2 separate regions of the Homo sapiens genome follow, and region 1 is linked to region 2. A link is a contact called in ENCODE Hi-C or POLR2A ChIA-PET data. All regions are on one chromosome and are shown on one strand. Each heading gives the region's core, a stretch centred on a gene start or an enhancer-like site at or near the end of the contact. The rest is flanking DNA. Distances are from core to core; before and after follow the strand shown. Region 1 has its middle 23 kb from the start of LINC01778. Region 2 has its middle 15 kb from the start of LINC01778.

Region 1 (3,129 bases), core at 171-2,670, 39 kb before region 2:
GCTGGGGCTGGTTGCTGGGGTGGGAGAATCAAAGTGAGAATAACAGCATCTACTGTCTGAGGACTTTCTGTGAGTTTGACTCAGGGCTGGGTGGTTTAGATGAATTACTTGTAAGATCTGCACCACAACCCATAACAGTGTTGTGGGTCTAATTGTGTCCCCCAGAAAAACAAGCTCACATTCTAACCCCTGTACCTGTGAATGTGGCCTTATTTGGAAATAGGGTCTTTGCAGATGTAATCAGGTCAAAACGAAGTCACAGTGGATTGTAGTGGGCTCTAATCCACTGACCAATGTCCTTATAAGAAGAGGGACATTTGGATACACACCTACACAGAGGGAAGACAAAGACGGGGGCAGAGATGGGAGTTATGCAGCCACAAACCAAGGAACATCAAGGATCTCTGGCCACCACCAGAAGCTAGGAGAGAATCATCCACATCATTTTCCCCCAGAGCAAACCCTGCCAAAAATCATGGCAGGAACCAACCCTGCCAAAAATCTTGTTTTCAGACTTTTGGTCCCCAGAACTAGGAGAGATTGAATATCTGTTGTCTTAAGCCAACAAGTTTGTGGCAGTTTGTTTATGGCAGCACTAGGGAACTAACATGACCTCTATTTCATAGACGAGGAAACAGAAGCTCAGAGAGGTTAAGTCACTAGCCTAAGGCACACAGCCGGCAAGTACCAAGGTCAGGATTTGCACCCGGGGATGCAAAGCCTCTGCTCCTAGCCAGTGGCATGTCAGACTGGCCACCTTGAGTTAAAGTTGTTTGTGCCCAGGTTTTGCAGAGTGGGTCTGGCTGGTCTCTGTGTCCCCAGGGACAAGTGTCACGAAGCCGGATGGTGTGTGCATGTTAAAGACAAAGGGGTCCTGCAGGAGACCCCAAGCCTCCTTCCTCAGGGCTCCAGCTGGGGAGGCGACAGTGGCCGAGGATCACATCCTAGGTCATCAGGGCACTGAAAAGTCAAGCTCCAGGCTCTGACAGTGTCTCGGGGGCCCTGACTGAGGGTCCACTGGGTGCCGAGGGCCCCAGATGAAGCTGGCCCATGTTTTCAGAAGACTCAGGTTTTAATCCCAGCCTTACTTCTCACCAGCCTTGTGACCTATGACCTGGGGCAAGTCACCTCACCTCCTTGGGCCACAGTTTCCTCATCTGGAAAATGGGCATGAGACTCTCAGGGCTGAGACGAGGGCAAGGTCAGAAAGCGCTTTGGGAGCAGCTGAGCTGGAGACAAAGGGCGATTGTTGCTGGTGCTTCTCTCACCCACACAGGGCCGCCCGCCCCGGGAGATGACGCAGGGAAGGTTGCCCCAGCGACAAGTTTCCTCCATTACAGAGGGGAGCTGCAGGGAGGGGAGGGAGGGGCTGGATGCAGTGGCCCGGATTCCCTCTGGGAAACAGGAAGTCCCTGCTGCCCAGGTCACTGCCCCGGCTGCAGGAAACCGGCTGACTCCGTCCGCTCCTGTTCCCCCTCCCAGCCCAGGAAGGGACTCACTCTCTTGTCACAGCCAGGCCCAGCTTCTGAAGGCAACTCTCAGACCTGCTGGGCCCCAAGAGGGGAAGGCACCTGCCTCAGGTCACCCAGCACACAGAGGCGCGCAGAAGCAGGACTCAGGACTCGTGGACTCTCAGAGCTTAGCATAACAGCGTCACTGATGGCTTTTGTCTGTGCCTTCCTGTCAGACTCTGCTGAACGCCCTACAAGTAACAGCCCATCCAGTCCTCAGAACCCTATGAGGCAGCTCCACGATTACCCCTATTTTACAGATGAGGAAACTGAGCCAAAGGTTTGTCCAATAGCCGCCCCAGGTCACACAGCTCATAGGTAGCAGCGTCAGGATTTGCACCAGCCAGTCAAAGCTGAATAAAGTCCCATAGCATCTGGCCCAGTTCTCCCATTTTGAAATGGGGAAATTGAGGCTAGAGAGGGGAAGGGACATGCCTCAAACCACACAACAGGTTAATGGCAGGCTGGGGCTGGCCTCAGGCCCCCTGGGGTGGACCCAGTTGCTTGCCACCCTCTTCATTTTTACTCACAGAGCCCAGACTTTCTTCATGGTGGCAAAAGGCGCCCAGACTAAAAGACCAAAACTGTTTTTTTTCCCCTTCTCCCTGGTTTATTGGGATGCCACATGACACATTCTAGCCCATGAAATCTGAGCAGGTTCACTGAGTGTGTCTTCAGGAAAGTCTGGAGGCCACCCAGGGGTATTATAGGCTTTTGGCTCCTTGCCAGTCCCCTTCCTCCTGCCCAGAACGCAGGCAAGATGCTGGCCCCAGAGCAGCCACTTTGTGGTCCTGAGGCCACGAATCTGAGGAGGAAGCCGTGAAACTGAGGAACAAGCCACAGGTGGAAGACGGCTGAGTGGAGCGAGGAGGGTGCCCAATGGCTTTGGGGTATGCTTCTCCCAGCCCGGGGTCTGCCTTCTCCTGGACTTCTTGTTAGGGGAGAACATCCCTCTGATTTAAAGCTCAGTTTTTTTTGTTTGTTTTTAATTTTGTTGCTTGTAGCTGATGTAGTTTTTACTTATTTGTGTCTAGACTGTCTGAGTCTTAAATTTTAATCAAGTTGGTGTTGCAAGAACCCTGCGGAAATATCTAGTTGATTTTCAAATTCTGTGCATCTGTGCTTTAGGGGAGCTGTGAAGCCAAAACCACTGATTCAAATTACACAGATGTGTATGCCTACCTCTCAATTTTCCAGGCATTACAGGAGGACCCCATCTCCTTGCTTATCAAAGAGAAGCTCTGTTTTTCTGCTGCTAAAAAATGTCTAAAAGCCACAACCAGTCAAACCGTTATGGAGAAGGTGAGGAAACTGAGGCTCAGAGAGACCGTGGTGGACTGAAGCTGAGGACAGCAGGGTCGGTAAAGACGCCCCACAGCACCTGGTGGTGGAGCAAGGGGCTGGCAGGCAGGAAGATTCCATGTCAGGTGGCAACCAGCCCCGTGAACACAGGTGCAGACAGGGAGTGCCTCTGAGATGCCTGGATAGAGGAATTCACTGTGACTGTTAGAGGAAAGAGGTCCGACCCAGACCCCAACACTGGTTCTTGGATCTCGTGGAAGAAAGAATTCAGGACAAGTCCCTACAGTAAAGTGAAAGCAAGTTTATTAGGAAAGTA
Region 2 (3,338 bases), core at 537-3,036:
CCAGCTTCCTCTCTGTAATCAATACTCATTAGCGCCGAATCACTTCTTCGCTTTGCCTTGCAATTTTAACCACTCATCCGGGTCAATCTGTATTTTAAAAGTAACAGTCATTTCTCCTTTGGAATAGGGAAACTCATTTGAACCCAACAGAACTCCTTTCCCGGGGGCCCCTGAGGAGGCTGTCATCCCAACTCACGCTCACCCAAGGAAGTACCAGCTGGTGATCTTGGTGGCATTGGCAACGGAGCCTCCCCAGTGGCTTCCAGCAAGTCACTGGGGCCTTGCCCATGGGGGAACTGACAAGGAGGAAGGTCGCACCTGCCATTGGAAACCAGAGAGACAGCTTCTGTGCACCCAAGAGACTCCTTGGAGGCTCCAAGGGAGAAATACTACCATGGGATGGTTACTGTAGACTGACATGGTTTGAGAATAGAGAGAAAAAAATGTATTATTAAAAACCCAAACAGTCTGTTCCACTTCCCACTCTGCTTCTAAGGCAGAGGATGGGGGGTGGTGGTGTAATTCATGTCTCAGGGAGATAAAATTCTGCACAACTTCCTTTGCTGCACAGAACCCAGTGGGAGACAAGGGGGACAATGGATATTCCAGAGCCTTTGCAGGTTTTCCGGAGCTGCGGCTCCACAGGGGACCTGGAGTGGGTGGCCTTTGGTGGAGCAGGAATATTTTGTGGGTCTCCAGAGGTTGGTAAGAGAGGAGAGGGAGGTTGAGTTCTAAGGAAGCAGAGCCCTGAATGCGGGGAAGGCGGGCTGAGTGCTATGATGGTGTAAAGACTTCTTGTGGCCCTAAACTTCATGAGAGTCAGCTATGTGCACACGTGCCCTGGGTAAGGGTGTTGGAGGCAGACTTGGGGATGCAGGAAAAGAGGCCTGTTCCATCTCTGGAATGTGATGCAGACAGCAATAGCACTGCTGGCCGGCAAGATGACCCACACATGGAAACACTTAATTAATTAATGAAAAGCGTTGTCCTAGGCAATGGAAATTCATTAGAAGTTGAAGCAGAAAGATCCCTGCTCTCAAGGGCTCGTGTTCTAGAGGCAGAGGCAGAAAACAGGCCAGGAAATGAATGAATAAGCACTTCAAGTATGCTGAGTGCTCCGAAGATAATGACTCAGAGAGAGCCTGGTAGGTGGCCCCTTTAGACGGTGCGGGTTGGGGGGCCTCTCTTGGAAGCTGATGTTTGATTTGAGCTGACAGCTGAAGGATAAGAACTGGCCATCTCATGAGAAGCCCAGAAAGAGTGCTCCAGAAAGAGCAACCTCCGACTGTCCTGGCCATGCGTTCATTTTCTCCACCAGAAACGAATGCTCTCTACTCCGAGTGCCTTCATATCGACTCCAGGTCTCTCTCAGGGGTCCCGTGACTTCTGATACAGACCCTCTTTCCAGCCCTTAAAAACACTCAGCTTCATTGGTAATAATAACAATAAAGCCAGCACACCTATGCAATACCACTGTCATCTTGTACATTTAGGGGATTAAAAAAAAGTAACTGGTGAGGATCTAGTGAAATGTCTCTCTTATACGCTGCAGGTGGAACTGCGAATTGGGAACCCCTTTGAAAGCAACTGGAAAATATTTATTGAAAGCCATAAAAATGTTCCTATTTCTGGAACCAGTAATCTTATTTGAGGATCTGTCCTAGGGAAATAATATAAACTATGGAAAAAGTCTGTGCACAAAGATGTCCAGTTGAATGTTATTTATAAGAATGCAAAACAACACTGCTTCAGTGTGCAATGACAAGGGAAAGGTGGTGATGGGTCAACCCAATGGTATATGAGGTCATCATGAGAGCTGAAACAGTGAAGCCATATCTTTGCAGTCACATGAATCTTAGCTCAAATCCTGACTCTTCCAGTTTCTTTTTCTTTTCTTTCTTTCTTTCTTTCTTTTTTTTTTTTTTTTTGAGATAGTCTCGCTCTGTTGCCCAGGCTGGAGTGCAGTGGCACAATCTCGTCTCACTGTAACCTCCGCCTCCTGGGTTCAAGTGATTCTCCTGCTTCAGCCTTCTGAGTAGCTGGGATTACAGGCCTGTACCACCATACCCAGCTAATGTTTGTATTTTTAGTAGAGACGGGGTTTTGCCGTGTTGGCCATGCTGGTCTCAAACTCCTGACCTCAGGTGATCCACCTGCCTCAGCCTCCCAAAATGCTGGGATTACAGGTGTGAGCCACCACACCTGGCCTGACCCTTCCAGTTTCTGCTGTGTGATCTTGGTCAAGTTCTTTAATCTCACAGGGCCACTGGGCCTCAGTTTCCTGATAGAACAGGGTATCATTCATCTTATTTTTCATGAGCAGAGGAGTCATTTCCATGAAGAGCTGCATTCCAGGCAGCAGGTGGTCAGTGCTCCAGCAACCCTCCTCCTCCCCCACAGTGACAGCTCACCAAGCACTTTTACTTCCATAATCTCATGCAATCTTGACAACCTCAGGACGATTATTTCCACTTGGCAGATAAAGAAACTGAGGCTAAGTGAGGAGGAGAGTAAAAGTCACCCAGCAGTTAAGAGGGATAATCAGGACTTGTCCCCAGGGCTTCTGACCTTTGCATGTGCGTAGGCAACTCCTACGCATCCTTCAAGACCCAGTTCAAATATCACCTCTTCTAGGGAGCCTGTCCTGATACCTCCCTGTCTGTGCTCCTGTGGCACAGGGAGGCTTGTGACCTGGAGGCATGCAGGGGCTTTGGCAGAAAGTTTAGCTCCAGATTCAAGGCCCAGCTTCCCCCTCCCCCACCTCCTGAGAAGATGGAGTGGCAATCACTCTGGTTATATCTCCCTCCTGATTTAATAGGTGAAAAAGAGGGTTTAACTTTCTTTGGTACTCAGAGGGTGGTGAGGTTAAAAAATGAAGCACGTTCTTCGAAATGACAGCTGTCCTTTTTTCTTCAGCATGGATGACTCTGGAAATGTCCCCTGCGTGGGCATGCGCCATTTAATAGAGCATGGCCTCGGGCCTCAGTTGCCCTGTCTGTCCAGTAGAGTACTTCCTCGGAGGGTTGTGGGGGGTCTGCATGAGTTAATTTATGTAGAGCTTTCTTCACAGTGACTACTGGAAGCATGGCACGAATGTGAGCTATTATTTTCATTAATCTTATTACTGAAGGGCACACTTTGCACGGGGTAATTGCCTGTTTACTGAGAGGCCTCCCCGGGCCAAGCGCAGGGCCCGAGGCAGGGCCTGGCAGGATGCCCGGCTCCGCAGAGCGCAGCGAGGGGAGGAAGAAATGAAGAGATGTCCCCGGGGAGGTGATATTTGAGTGGGGAGAAGACGGAGAGGCTCCGGGAAGGCACCCGAGGCCACGGCCAAGGCA

What was found. A loop is a pair of places that touch in the nucleus more often than their neighbours do. ChIA-PET counts read pairs that join two places held with the same protein, here RNA polymerase II (POLR2A). Pooled maps may share reads with other maps.
Region 1: a loop to region 2 is called in a map of heart left ventricle, with 3 times the contacts of the local background. The contact joins two enhancer-like sites. A Hi-C loop is called at or near these places in 23 of 168 maps with a recorded cell type or tissue (A673, B cell, Caco-2 and 16 more), 3 of 37 single-sample maps with no recorded cell type and 23 of 50 pooled maps. POLR2A ChIA-PET finds 5 or more read pairs at or near these places in 8 of 52 experiments (A549, A673, AG04450 and 5 more).

What each region holds. Positions count from the first base shown.
Region 1 is chr1:30,845,867-30,848,995 of GRCh38, reverse strand. No RefSeq gene overlaps it. Among named protein-coding and RNA genes, the nearest start is that of LINC01778, 23 kb to the right of the region's middle. RefSeq lists an enhancer at 754-1,557 and a silencer at 2,820-3,114. Within about 2 kb of position 1,420, at least 12 of the 41 ENCODE cell types and tissues checked have a DNase peak (open chromatin) inside an H3K27ac peak, as active enhancers do.
Region 2 is chr1:30,807,504-30,810,841 of GRCh38, reverse strand. No RefSeq gene overlaps it. Among named protein-coding and RNA genes, the nearest start is that of LINC01778, 15 kb to the left of the region's middle. RefSeq lists an enhancer at 410-910. Within about 2 kb of position 1,786, at least 3 of the 41 ENCODE cell types and tissues checked have a DNase peak (open chromatin) inside an H3K27ac peak, as active enhancers do.